Linked DNA regions of Homo sapiens: regions 2 and 3 are each linked to region 1. A link is a contact called in ENCODE Hi-C or POLR2A ChIA-PET data. All regions are on one chromosome and are shown on one strand. The core of a region is the stretch at or near the end of the contact, and the rest is flanking DNA. Distances in the headings are between cores, read along the strand shown. Region 1 has its middle 15 kb from the start of EML6. Region 2 overlaps PSME4 (proteasome activator subunit 4). Region 3 overlaps PSME4 (proteasome activator subunit 4).

Region 1 (4,144 bases), core at 228-2,727:
GATTTTGGTTTATCATTTTCTCCAATGAGAATAGGGAGAAAGTGTAGGGTGATGGTTAAGGATTTGGGCTCTGGAGTCAGACATCTCCATTCAAGTCCAATTCTACCATCTGGATATGTGACCCTGGGCAAGTTATTTATCTCTTAACATCTCAGTTTACTTATCTTTAAAATAGGCATGGATAATAAAACACATTTCATAAATATGTTGTGAGAATTCGATGAACTGGAGAATGTATGTAAAGTGATTATAATACATACCACATAGCGTTATGGGATCCTTGGAGTGTCACTTGGCCATCCAGAAACCTCTGTGGCCAGTGGTACCTTTGCTGGGTTTTGCTCTGGCCCTCTGGGCTCATTCCGCCCACTCTGCCTGGAAGGTTACCCTTGGCTCGCACTACTGGCCTGGATCCCACACCTGCCAAGGGCAAGTCAGGCGTGGAGCAGCAAGAGGTGTGGGCGAGCTTGGGGTCCGGCCACTGTGCGCAGCCAGGCACTCCAGCTGCAGCAGGGTGGGCAGCTCCAGGTGCTGGCTCCAGAGCTGGCTCCCCGCAAGGCTGCTGCTAGACCAGGCGTACCATAAGCAACTTCCACAGCTGACATCAGGGAACATGGTGATACCCAGAAGCTTGGAGACGCCAGAAACTGCAGAGCCCTAAAGAGGGTGTCACAGACCTGGCTCGGGGAGCTCCTAGGTCTGGGATCCCTGACGGGCTGCAGCTCTTCTTTTCTTCTCTCTTCTCTCCTTCTTGTTGCCCGCAACGTGGCAAGCAAAAGGCGTGTTTCAGCCCTGTTTGTGTTACAGCTCTTTTAGCCCCACCATTTGACGGGTCCCGATTTCTTGTCCTGGGTGTCCAGGAAGAATGAGGTACACGGACAAGTGGAGGATGAACAAGACAAAGAGGAGCTTTACTGAACAACAGAACAGCTCAGAGGAGACCCGCAGTAGGTAGCTCCTCTAGGTAGCCAGGGTTTTCCCAATGAGTGTTCAGCTCTCAGCAGAGAAGGGTAGGTCTTCTCTTTAGGTAGGTCGTCCCATCGTCTCTTCAGGTCTGGCTGAGTCCGTGGCTTTTTATGGGCCTCAGAGGGGAGGAAGTGTGTGCCAGTCAGTCCATTAGCAGCCATGGACGGCCCGAAAAAAGCACCACAAGTTCCCACTCTGATCACGGGACCAGCAGCCCGGCCGCCAGACTTCAGACCTTCCCCGGATGGAAGGTGGGGCTTCACCAGGGACCTGCCTGTTTCCCAGGAGCCTGTCTGATCCTGCCGCCTTTATGGTGCCCAGGCGGTTCCGGCCCAGGGGCACCAGCAGGCCAGTGCAAAGCTGCCCTCAGCCCCTGCCGCGGCCTCCCTCACGGGCTTATCGGTGCCCAAAGCCCAGAGGAGGCTGAGGCGGCAGGGGACTGGTGTGTCAGCGCTGCCCTGAGTGTGCGCACACCCAGCTGGGCTGCAACAGCACCTGGGCTTGGCCCCAACCTTGCTCCGAGATCAGAGTGAGCAGCAGGAGCTGGGAGAAGCCAGGCAGCAGGAGCAGACACCTCCAAGGCTGCGGGGGTAAAGGGGGGCCTTCCTGGCCCCCAAGAGTGCGGAGATGCCTGGATCCGCAGCCGCGGCTAGGCGGCTGTAGCTGCACCTGGGAGGGCAGGGCTCCTGCCTGCTCCCGGCCCCCAAGAGCACAGGGAGGCCTGGGTCCACAGCCACGACTTGGGCGGCTACAGCTGTCCCTGGGAAGGCGGGGCTCCTGCCGACTCCATGGAACACAGCATTGCCACGGGCCCAGCTCCTCCTCCAGGCTCCTCTCTGCCTGTCCCTCCATGCCCCACCGTACTGCTCCCCTGCCAGTGGGTGAATCGGCCTGGCCCCACCATGGGGGCTCCCAGGACGGCAGGCTCCGAGGGGTCTCCCAGGGGTGGGCTCCAGGGTCTGCTAGCCTCCTCTCCGCATTTTGCCTGCAGCAGCGGTAGGCAAGGTGCAGGCGGCGCAGCAGCCCCTGCAAACTCTGCACAAACAAACCCGACGCTCTCAGGCGGCCCCATGAGTCCTGGTTGTGCCTTCAGCTGGGGGCTCGGGGGCTGCCAAGACGTGGCGGGAGCAAGGTTGAGGCCCCAGTGGAGGTCCCAAACCTGGGAGTGGGTCCTGCCCCGCTGTGTGAAGGTGAGGGTGGTGCAGTTGGCTGCCTCAGGAACGCGGGGCACAGGGGACGTGGGGCACACCCACCACCGCCACTGCTGCTCCTGCAGCGGCTCCTGCCACCACCGCCTGCGCCTCCCCACTGCAGCCAGCGTGGTGGCAGCGGCTGCTCCGGAAGGCCCACCACTGTCATCAATAGCACTCCAAATATTTATTATTAATTATAGTTGCACAACATCAATATTTAAAATATCCTCTCAAAGAAGACTCCCAAAAAATGTAAAAGGAGGATTTAATTATGCATGAGTCTGTGTGATTGCCTGAGTTACTGTTACTGTGTTTTTAGTTTGCCTGGCCATGAAAGTTTTCTGATAAAATTCTAGAATGTATTAGAACTAATTCTGCATTAAACTAAGATTTCTTCACAACCTTAAAAGCATCAACATTGTTTAAATGCAAAGACTTTAATGAGCTAAATAATATGTTACAAGTTCATTAAATTGCTACCATTATGCAGCATAGATGAATAAATTTCCAAAATTGCACGCAGAAGGGACAGTATTATGTCATCAATGAATGGTAATATAAAGGCCTCAATATCACATAGTTGGGTTCTAGAGTGAGGAAAACTAGAGAAACGATTATCCAAATAGCTTGACACCCAAAATTCTGTATTTCTGAAAATATCCACTTTACTAAAGGGAAGGAGACTAAAAAATTTACTCTTTTGAACCCTGCTGCTGGTACCTGCAAATACCTAATTTTCTATATTAGTGAGGTTTTTGGTTCTGCTGTCTAAAGGTGAACACTAAACAGAATGACATAGATTTATAGAGCTAGGGACACATGAAATTAAAACAAGACCTGGGTTTAACCACAGCTCTAACCACTTTCCTTGCAGCTTTGAACAAAGCAGTCAATCTCTTTAGGTTTCAATTTACTAAACCATAAAATGAAGGAGTAAGACCAAATGATCTTTGGGATCTCTCCCACCTCTAAAATGTTATGGCCAGTTCATTAATAGCATTAGTTTGATATGGGCAATATATTTTCATGAAGTAGTATAATTCAGTCACACATCATATATTAGATCCTGCTTCAAAGAGTGGGGAAAACAATGTGGAATCAGTGCAATTCACTCCTAATCTAGGGCTCTTTAAAAAGAATAGGGCTGGGTGTGACAGCTCATGCCTGTAATCCCAACAGTTTGGGAGGCCAAGACAGGTGGATCACCTGAGGTCAGGAGTTTGAGAACAGTCTGGCCAACATGGTGAAACCCTGTCTCTACTAAAAATACAAAAATTAGCTGGGCATGGTGGTGTACGCCTGTAATCCCAGCTACTCAGGAGGCTAAGGTAGGAGAATCACTTGAACCTGGAAGGCAGAGGTTTCAGTGAGCCGAGATTGCACCACTGCACTCCAGCCTGGGCAACAAGAGCGAGACTCCATCTCAAAAAAATTAAAAATACTACAATAAAATAAAGAGACTTGGCTAACCTTGTGAATAAACTCAAAACAATTGAATTTTACCTTTTAAATGGTAAGGTTTATGGCATGTGAATTATATCCCAACAAAAAATTACATTAGAAAAAATATTATGCTCATCCTCAAAGAAGGAACATGTGTAGCCTAAAGAAGCTTAAATAGTGATGTGGATCAAAGAGTACAAACCTTTAGATAACTGAACTAAAAAACCTTGAACAGCAATTTAGCTAGGCCAGCAGTAAAAGCTACCCTTTACTAGGACTGGCTACATAATTTACATGGCCCAGTAAAAAATGAAAATGCAGGACCCTTGTTCAAAAATTATTAAGAATTTCAAGGCAGCCATAGCAGAGCATTAAACCAAATGCAAACCACCTCAGAACTCAGGCCCCTGACTACACAGATCACACACAACCCCATGAAGCCAGCTGTATTTACTGAACTGTTAATATTTTGTAGGCCCAGGGCTGAATACGTTACAGACCACTCCTTCAATTTTCACCACAACCTTGCAAAAGTAATATTA
Region 2 (4,217 bases), core at 1,062-3,561, 770 kb after region 1:
GAATCACTGGAACCTGGGAGGCAGAGGCTGCAATGAGCCAAGATCATCCCACTGCACTCCAGCCTGGGCTACAGAGCCAGACACCCATCTCAAAAAAAAAAAATTTACCAGATTTTATTAATGATTTTGATAGTGTTTCTCACAAAAGTTGTTTCTGTGCTACAGTGTTCTTTCTTTAAAAACTGATCTTTTAAAAGCAATTTTAAAAAATACTTAGTTCAAGTTGATCAGGCTTATTGTCATTTAAAACAATTATGTATGCTCTTTTTACATGAGTGGTAAGGATTATTATAATTTCCTAACCCTTGCCCTAAAAGTATACTTTTTAAAAGTAATTTTAATGAAAAGTCAATGTTAATGTGCATCAGCAAGGAAAATGCTATACTTATTATTTATACCTTTTTTTTTTTTTTTTTTTTTGAGATGGAGTTTTTTTTGCTGTTGTTGCCCAGGCTGGAGTGCAGTGGCACAATCTGGACTCACCGCAACCTCCGCCTCCCGAGTTCAAGCGATTCTTCTGCCTCAGTCTCCTGAGTAGCTGGGATTACAGGTGTGCGCCACCACACCCAGCTAATTTTTTGTATTTTTAGTAGAGATGGGGTTTCATCATGTTGGCCAGGCTGGTCTTGAACTCTGGACCTCACGTGATCCACCCGCCTCGGCTTCCCAAAATGCTGGGATTACAGGCATGAGCCACTGCACCTGGCGTATTTATACCTTTCTTTATGGTGAAATTATCTTGGCCCTAATTTTGAGTGAAGTGGCAATGAAAAATGACTACTTACTAGTTTAACTGAGCAATCAATATTAGATTTTGAAGATAAGATATGAGATGGATAATGTCTAACTAACTTACGGTGGATTTGTTTGGGTGTAGAGAAGGCAAGTATAACTGACTTCTAGATGAAGTGCCTGGCACAGGTTTAAGAAAAAGAAATACTGTATAAACAGTTACCATTAAATTATAAAGGGATGAAGGCAGATATATACAGAATAGTCCATCATTACAGTTAAAACCAGTTCATTTATGAAAAAGCAAATATTATTCTGAAGTTAAATTTTAGTTCAAGAACTGTCAAGTGAAGCTGCAAGTACTTCTGGCTATGAGCAGCCTAGTTTACTCTCATCTTGAATATATCATTTGCTATACTTTTCCCTGGTTTAGAAGTGAATATTGTCCTGGTAGAGCCAAGGGGGCAGGAGGCATAAATCTGCAAGTTTATATGGTTCACTGTCTCAGTAACTGGAGGCGAAGACTATTGGTTTTCCTCAGGCTTATCTGTTAGTATTTGACATTTACTTTGTTAATGGCATCATAAGGAAATCGAGGTCCAGAGAGGAAAATTCACACAGAATCATTGGTTGAAACTGGAACAAGAGCTTAAGAACTGGGACAAGAACTCTCTTTTTACCCTTAATAATAGGGTGGCAGTTGGGGAGGAATTTCCTATTTTGATGTGATTTCCTAAATCATAAATTAGTAGCTACTCAGAGGCAGTAAGAGCAAAATAAGCACAAAAGTTTAATTCTTAAGGAAATTGAGAATACAATTTATTATGGCTAAGTATGAAATAATAATTAACATTTATTATCCTTAATTCTGGGCCGTATACCTGCTTTCTATACCTTATCTCATTTAATTTTTGTAACAGCTTTATGAGAGGTAGGTATTATTGCTTATATTGATGAGAAAACAGCTATAATATAACTAGGAAGTAGCAGAACTGATACTCAAATTAAGATCTGTCTGACTCTAAGGCCAAACTGTAAACCATTATATGCACTACTGTGGCTTTCTTTTTCAACCTGATGTATCTTTTTAAAGAGGAAATAGGGTATAAGAAAACCCATCCAAAGCTTAGTTACTCTGTAGATCCCTTTTGATTTTAAAAAAAAAAACAAGTGTTTTGAATTGTTATCACTTTAGTATTATACATTTCCAACAGTTGGAAAGTATTTAGTGATTATTCACTCCCTCTAAAAATTAGTGAAATGTAGTCTAGTAGCATCTAGCCTTAACCTTTTATTTTATTTTTAAACAGAAACATTGTTCCCTTCATCTTGAGAGATTACAAGAATCACAAAAGGTCACTATACAGATATCACAGGTTAGAGAGATTGTACCCTTTTCTGGATAAACATCATAAATCCAATGGTACAGGCCTTATATTTAAGAAGGGGTTGAAATTGACTTTATTTAGAGTAACTAAATTGCATTCCCACATACCCTAATCCTCTAATAAGTGAAGTGACTCTATCAAGTGTTATAATTAACTTCCTATTCTTCTGAAGCGTGAAGGGAACTGAAGAAAACATGTAGCTTTGCAGCCTTTTATGACTTGCTTTCTAGAATCGTTTATGACATTATGCGAAAGTATATTGGTATAGCAAGGTCGTATGTGAAAACAGCAGGTTTTCTGTGTAGCGCAGAACCAATAAAATAAATGTAATATTAATGAGAACACAAGCATTAGTACTGATAGAATTATGTATCTTATGCTCATTTTCATGGATAAACAGTTTACAATTTTAGAATTACCTTTTAAAAATCTTCATTTAAATTGAGTAATTTAGTTTAAAACTAGATGACTCTTTAAACCTTAGCTGTTAATTCTATACTTTGTTACTAAAAGAAGACCCAAGATCTGTGCTTTTTGTTACTCTGATATAAAATGTTTATTATTACAAATCAATAGACAGATAAGTATAAATATATATGAGCAGATAGCCTTTTTATAAGCACTTTGGAAGTGCCCAGAAATAAAAATCATAGCTGTGGTCTTCAGGGAGCTTTAAACGTAGTTGGATAGAAGTTTGCCCTGTTTTTTTTTAATGGGCAAACTTAGATTTTCTCTAAACTGTGTTTTTGAATTGCTTAGCCTTTTCATAAGAAAAAGAAGAACCTCCCTCTCATGATCAGAGACAGTGCTTATTGATGGCCTTTTGGCCATGTAGTTTCTTTTTTATTTTAGAAGTCATCTCATGTGTTGTAATCTAGTTGCCTCTTCAGTTAATTTTTCTCTGAGTAGTTTTGAAATTAAAGAGGATTTCTACTGCTCCAAGTAATGAGATTATAGTTTTCCTCTCTTGGTTATATAATATGTTGATTATTTGTGATGAGTTTGCTCTCTGTTATTCCTTGGAATTTCTTTGCAGATTAGTTCCTAAACTTTCAGAGAAGTTGGATAGACTTCTGGACTTAAGAATTTCAAAAAGCTTAATAAGAAAGTGTCAGGTGGAGACATTGCCTGAAACTTACTCCTTTCATATATATATATATATATATATATATATATATATATATATATATATATGTATATATATATTTATATATGTATTATATATATATTTAAATATGTATTATATATATTTAAATATGTATTATATATATTTAAATATATATTATATATATATAAATTTTTTTGAGATTTGGGGAATTTTATTTTTACTTGTACATATCATACTGTAAGTAGTCACACACGTATTTTAAAATTCCAGCTCAAAATTATCTAGTGCTCCATTGTTTATATTGTTTGTTTGCATTTGACCGCTTGACTATGATCTAGTAAATATTTAAATATTCCATTCTGGTCACGTGTTTAAACCAGTACACATTGGCCTTTTTATTAAAAAAGAAATGTGGATTATAAATTCATACACACATTTTTATGTTGGTCTCCTGTATTCACTTGAGGCAACTACATGTTGTAAAGTAAGTTATAATTTTTAATGTTACTCGACTAACTTTATAAGTATCTGCTCAAAGAGATGCTATTGTTCTTTTTGATAATTGTTGCTGGCCTTAAAGTGCCTGGGAGGGTTATCGAACTCTCATCAATTGGTTGTGAAAGCTAATTTCTGATGGAAACACCCAGATTTTGGTCTGTCTGCTGCTTGTGTTTTGATGTAAAAGTATTTTAGTAAAAATTATTTGAAGTTTTAAGCCACTGTGTTGATAAATATGGTGTGTGGTCATTGCTGCCTACCTTGTAAAGACTGAAAACAATTTGTTCTTTTCCCAGTGTAACCTTTTTTTCCCTTTAGTTCATACCAGAGACAGCGAAATGAGGGCAAAGGAAAGAGTAGATTAAGGAGTTTAGGTAGTTAATCCTTGCAGTTCCGTTTGTATGAAAGGGAAGGCTCAATTATTACATGTAAACAAATAATACCTGAATGTGTGAGGTTATCTTATAGATATTTATTAATTGAATTAGATA
Region 3 (4,058 bases), core at 187-2,686, 800 kb after region 1:
ATAGGATTTCGCTTTGTTGCCTAGGCTGGTCTCAATTTCCCGAGCTCAGGCGATCTGCCTGTCTCCACATCCAAAAGTGCTGGGATTACTGGCAGGCATGAACCACCACGCCCAGCCAAAGCTTAGGTTACTTTTTAGTTTTCCTGTGAGAATGTCTAACTTAGTCCTAATAGGGTATGTGGGATGGTCTTAAAATCTCATTGTTCAGGGAAGTGGCTACTAAATGGGAAAACCTGTCTTCTGTGCTATATTCTTATATTAGAGATTGACAAAAAATAAAAAGCCAAGTCCTAAGCATAAAAGTAAATGATCTACCTAATGGTATCCACTTTGGGGATGCCATGTACCTTTGGGCCTTTAGCAATATAGGGTTACTAAATATCTTTTTTTTGGAAACGAAGTTTCACTCGTTGCCCAGGCTGGAGTGCGGTGGCACAATCTCAGCTCACTGCAACCTCTGCCTCCCAGGTTCAAGTGATTCTCCAGTCTCAGCCTCCCGAGTAGCTGGGATTACAGGCGTGTGCCACCATGCCCGGCTAATTTTTGTATTTTTAGTAGAGACAGGGTTTCACCATCTTGGCTGGGCTGGTCTTGAACTCCTGACCTTGTGATCCACCCGCCTCTGCCTCCCAAAGTGCTGGGATCACAGGCGTGAGCCACTGCGCCTGGCCACTAAATATCTTATACTTACTATAAACTTTACAGTTTCAAAGGATGGATATAATAAAGTAATTGTGGGTAATTAAGGATAAATTTTTTTCTTATTTCGTACTATTGAAAACAGTTTGAATTTTTAACAGTTTTGTCAGATATCACAGGTTGTTGAATTAATCTTAAAATAGGACCTATTTTGCTCTTGGAACCTTTAGATAATGTTTTAAGAGAAATATTTGTGGTATAGTTTATACTCATAATTCTACCTTTATAGATGTGGAAGTTGGATTATGTCTTTCCAGAGTCACAGGAATTTTGGACCCTTGCCTTTAATCCTGAAATCATCATTAATTTTTCCTTTTGCAGTCCATTCTCTAAATAATCTTTTAGGTCTAACCAGCTATCACAGGATGCAAAAAACTAACATCTAAAAAACAGGGTTACTCAAGGTAGAGGAGTCATTTTTCATCTCAAAATATTCCTTTATTTTGTGTCCCCTTTCCTCTGATAGATTTATTACGTCATTTTTAGTTAAATCATCCTTAGGATCTCAGCTTTTACTAACTTTTCGCTCAAAGAAATTCATACTTAAGGTCTAATAGTGAGACCATTTCATTGATATGTGAAAGGATGTGTTGCTTATGCAATGAGGGGCAGGGCTAGCTAACCTCTCTTGGCACCTCCAGGAAACTACCCAGCTCTGCTGGGGGAGCTGCACACAGAAAAGGAAACAGTTACTACTCCACGGTGAGTAACCCTGTTTTCTCCTTATTTCACCTTCTGACTGTTTTCATTTATTTTTAAAAGCTTATGTGTCAGACTTGGAAGTAGTTCCTGTTTTCAGAGTTAATTTAAAATCTAGCAACATATAAGATTTCTCTTTATTTAGTGACCCTTTGTTCACTGGCAGGATAAGAGCCAGGTTTTCATTTGTGTTTATAGTTATTATTGCTACCTAGGATTGAATTGGATAATAGAACACAAAAATAGGCCTAACTGTCTCTTGTGAGACATTTGTACTTTGAAGGGAAAAAATCTATTAGTGGCTTGGTTTTACATCTTTTATGTTTATTTTTATTTGGAAGGGGAAGGGTTATTGGGAAGATAGGATGTTCTTTCACTTATACACAGGAAGAATTTTATATTATTGTTTACAGCTGTTTCATGACAATTCGCCCAGCCTTCATTTACATATGTGATTTGTATTATATATTTTGTTTTTGTGTTATTAGTTATTTCTTTTTCAGCATCCCTTCTTTCCTACCAGTGATTCTTTTCATAGTCCTGCTCTAATCATATCTAAAGAAGATTCCCATCTAGTGGTACGAATACTATAGTTGTTGAAAATTCATAGGTCCTTTTTTAGTGGTACAAATATTTTAATACATTTTACTATATGTTAGGTGGCCTGGTACTATCTAGAAGCTATGAAGCAGATTTAATTTTATTATTATTACATAGAGGGTGTTATTTACAGTATGTTGTGCTGGAATTATTTTTTTGAATTGTATTGTTCCTTAGGTTAAATGATACTATGGTTTGTAAAATGAACTAGTGAATGAGTAGGATGGATTTCACATGAGGAAGGGAGAGGTAGTGATGGAATTTGATTTGACTTACATATTGTTAACATAGCTTTTAGTCAGAATATAGATCTGTAAGACAGTGCCTTAAGACTATTCACTTAAGATTATGTGCATAGCTAAAAGCTACCAGAACAGTTTAATATATCACAGATTACATCCTGGGCACAATGAGATCTATAATGTCACAAAGAGATACAGTCATGATATTTTACTTGGGTAATGGGTAGAGATTTCTTTTAGTAAAAAATCTTCTAAAGGTCAGAAGAGGTAGGATACTATGGCTCATGCCTGTAATCCCAGTGCTTTGGGAGGTGGAGGTAGGAGGATTGCTTGGGGCCAGGGATTTGAGACCAGCTTGGGCACCATAGCGAGACCCTGTCTCTACCAAAAAGTAAATAAACAAAATTAGCTGGCGAGGTGGTGTGCACCTGTAGTACCAGCTACTCAAGAGCCTGAGGTGTATGTGAGTCCACTTGAGCCAGGAAGGTTGGGGCTGCAGTGAGCCATGATCGTACCATTGCACTGCAGCCTGGGTGGCAGAGGGAGATCCTATCTTGAAAAATAAATAAATAAATAGCTACACTTGCTGAGAAGCATTTATTGTAAATCATGTTAATCCAGTTAATTTGTGGTAGGCAAGAAGAGATCAAATTATGGTGGATAAGAATAAACAAAAGCTGTAATGTATACTACCCAGATATGTCCTATATATAGTCTTCCCTTGGTGAAGTTAGGGGATTGGACCTACAGCATACCAAAATACATTCATACTCAAGTGCCACAGTAGGCCCTGTAGAGCTCACATACAGGAAAAGTCAGCCCTCCATATGTGTAGATTTCTCATCTGGCTAATACATTTAGTTGAAAAAAAAATCTGCGTGTAAGTAGACCCACACCTGTGTTGTTCAAGGGTCACCTCTGTGTAGGAGATATGGAAGCTGTATTTTAATCCAAGTTTTAAAAGTCGAGGAAGAAGATAAGGCTTTTATTTAAATACATTACTTAATATTTTACAATCTTATACAGGATTTTTTAAAGTAGTCAGCATAAATGATTATTTTTCAAATTCCCTGATAAGAAAACAATTCAAAGTGTCACATGGATTTTAAGAAATTTGGTGTCAGGACTCTTAGATGAAACTTGTTTGAAAAACTTTAAATTCCCAAATGACAGGCTTTTTAGATATAGTAAAAACTATGGAGAATAATTGGTTATAAAGAATGCTTTTTTTAATTTGTATAATATGACAGTAACTAAAGTGACAGTAATTAAAATTCATGCTTGATTTAATATTATATGGCATTAGATACAGACTGCATAAGCTGCAGACTGTATATTTCTACTTCAGAAAACTAAGTGTTTATGGCAGCAGTGGGGAGACACATACTCTAATAGGATGGCTCATAGCAAGCACTTCCCCTGCTCTAACAGTGGGCGGGGGGAGGGTGGGAACTCTCTTGTGCTTTATTCTTGTTACTCTTGAGTACAGGCCTTTTCTCTTTGGTGAAATCTAATTTCAGTAAAGACATAACGTTCATGTAAAGGAATCTGATTTTATTTTTTACTAACAGATTTTGGATACATACATATTTTTGATCATGCAAAAATATTTAAGATGCTCAGGTTTGCCAGTGGTTGAAGCTTTATAGAAGGAAAACAAAATTTTAAGAGGAATTTGGTCTTGAAAGTCTGAAAAAGCAAATTAACGTTTGATACTATTAATATACAATATTAATAAGCTTTGAAGTAAGTTAGTGAAAAAGAAGCCATTCTTTGTTTATACTCTATGGGCTTGGTTTTGAAACTTGAGAAGGTATT

The links. Hi-C counts contacts between places; a loop is a spot of excess contacts on that map. ChIA-PET counts read pairs that join two places held with the same protein, here RNA polymerase II (POLR2A). Pooled maps may share reads with other maps.
Region 2: a map of B cell shows a loop between it and region 1 (2.5-fold over the local background). The contact joins two enhancer-like sites. A Hi-C loop is called at or near these places in 2 of 168 maps with a recorded cell type or tissue (B cell and PC-9) and 2 of 50 pooled maps.
Region 3: a loop to region 1 is called in a map of CD4-positive, alpha-beta T cell, with 4 times the contacts of the local background. The contact joins two enhancer-like sites. A Hi-C loop is called at or near these places in 5 of 168 maps with a recorded cell type or tissue (CD4-positive, alpha-beta T cell, CD8-positive, alpha-beta T cell, PC-9 and 1 more) and 8 of 50 pooled maps. POLR2A ChIA-PET finds 5 or more read pairs at or near these places in 1 of 52 experiments (activated T-cell).

The regions. Positions count from the first base shown.
Region 1 is chr2:54,706,729-54,710,872 of GRCh38, reverse strand. No RefSeq gene overlaps it. Among named protein-coding and RNA genes, the nearest start is that of EML6, 15 kb to the left of the region's middle. Within about 2 kb of position 1,477, at least 11 of the 41 ENCODE cell types and tissues checked have a DNase peak (open chromatin) inside an H3K27ac peak, as active enhancers do.
Region 2 is chr2:53,940,050-53,944,266 of GRCh38, reverse strand. The region is part of intron 3 of PSME4 (proteasome activator subunit 4); the gene reads left to right. Among named protein-coding and RNA genes, the nearest start is that of PSME4, 29 kb to the left of the region's middle. Within about 2 kb of position 2,311, at least 2 of the 41 ENCODE cell types and tissues checked have a DNase peak (open chromatin) inside an H3K27ac peak, as active enhancers do.
Region 3 is chr2:53,911,214-53,915,271 of GRCh38, reverse strand. The region is part of intron 20 of PSME4 (proteasome activator subunit 4); the gene reads left to right. Among named protein-coding and RNA genes, the nearest start is that of GPR75-ASB3, 53 kb to the right of the region's middle. Within about 2 kb of position 1,436, at least 3 of the 41 ENCODE cell types and tissues checked have a DNase peak (open chromatin) inside an H3K27ac peak, as active enhancers do.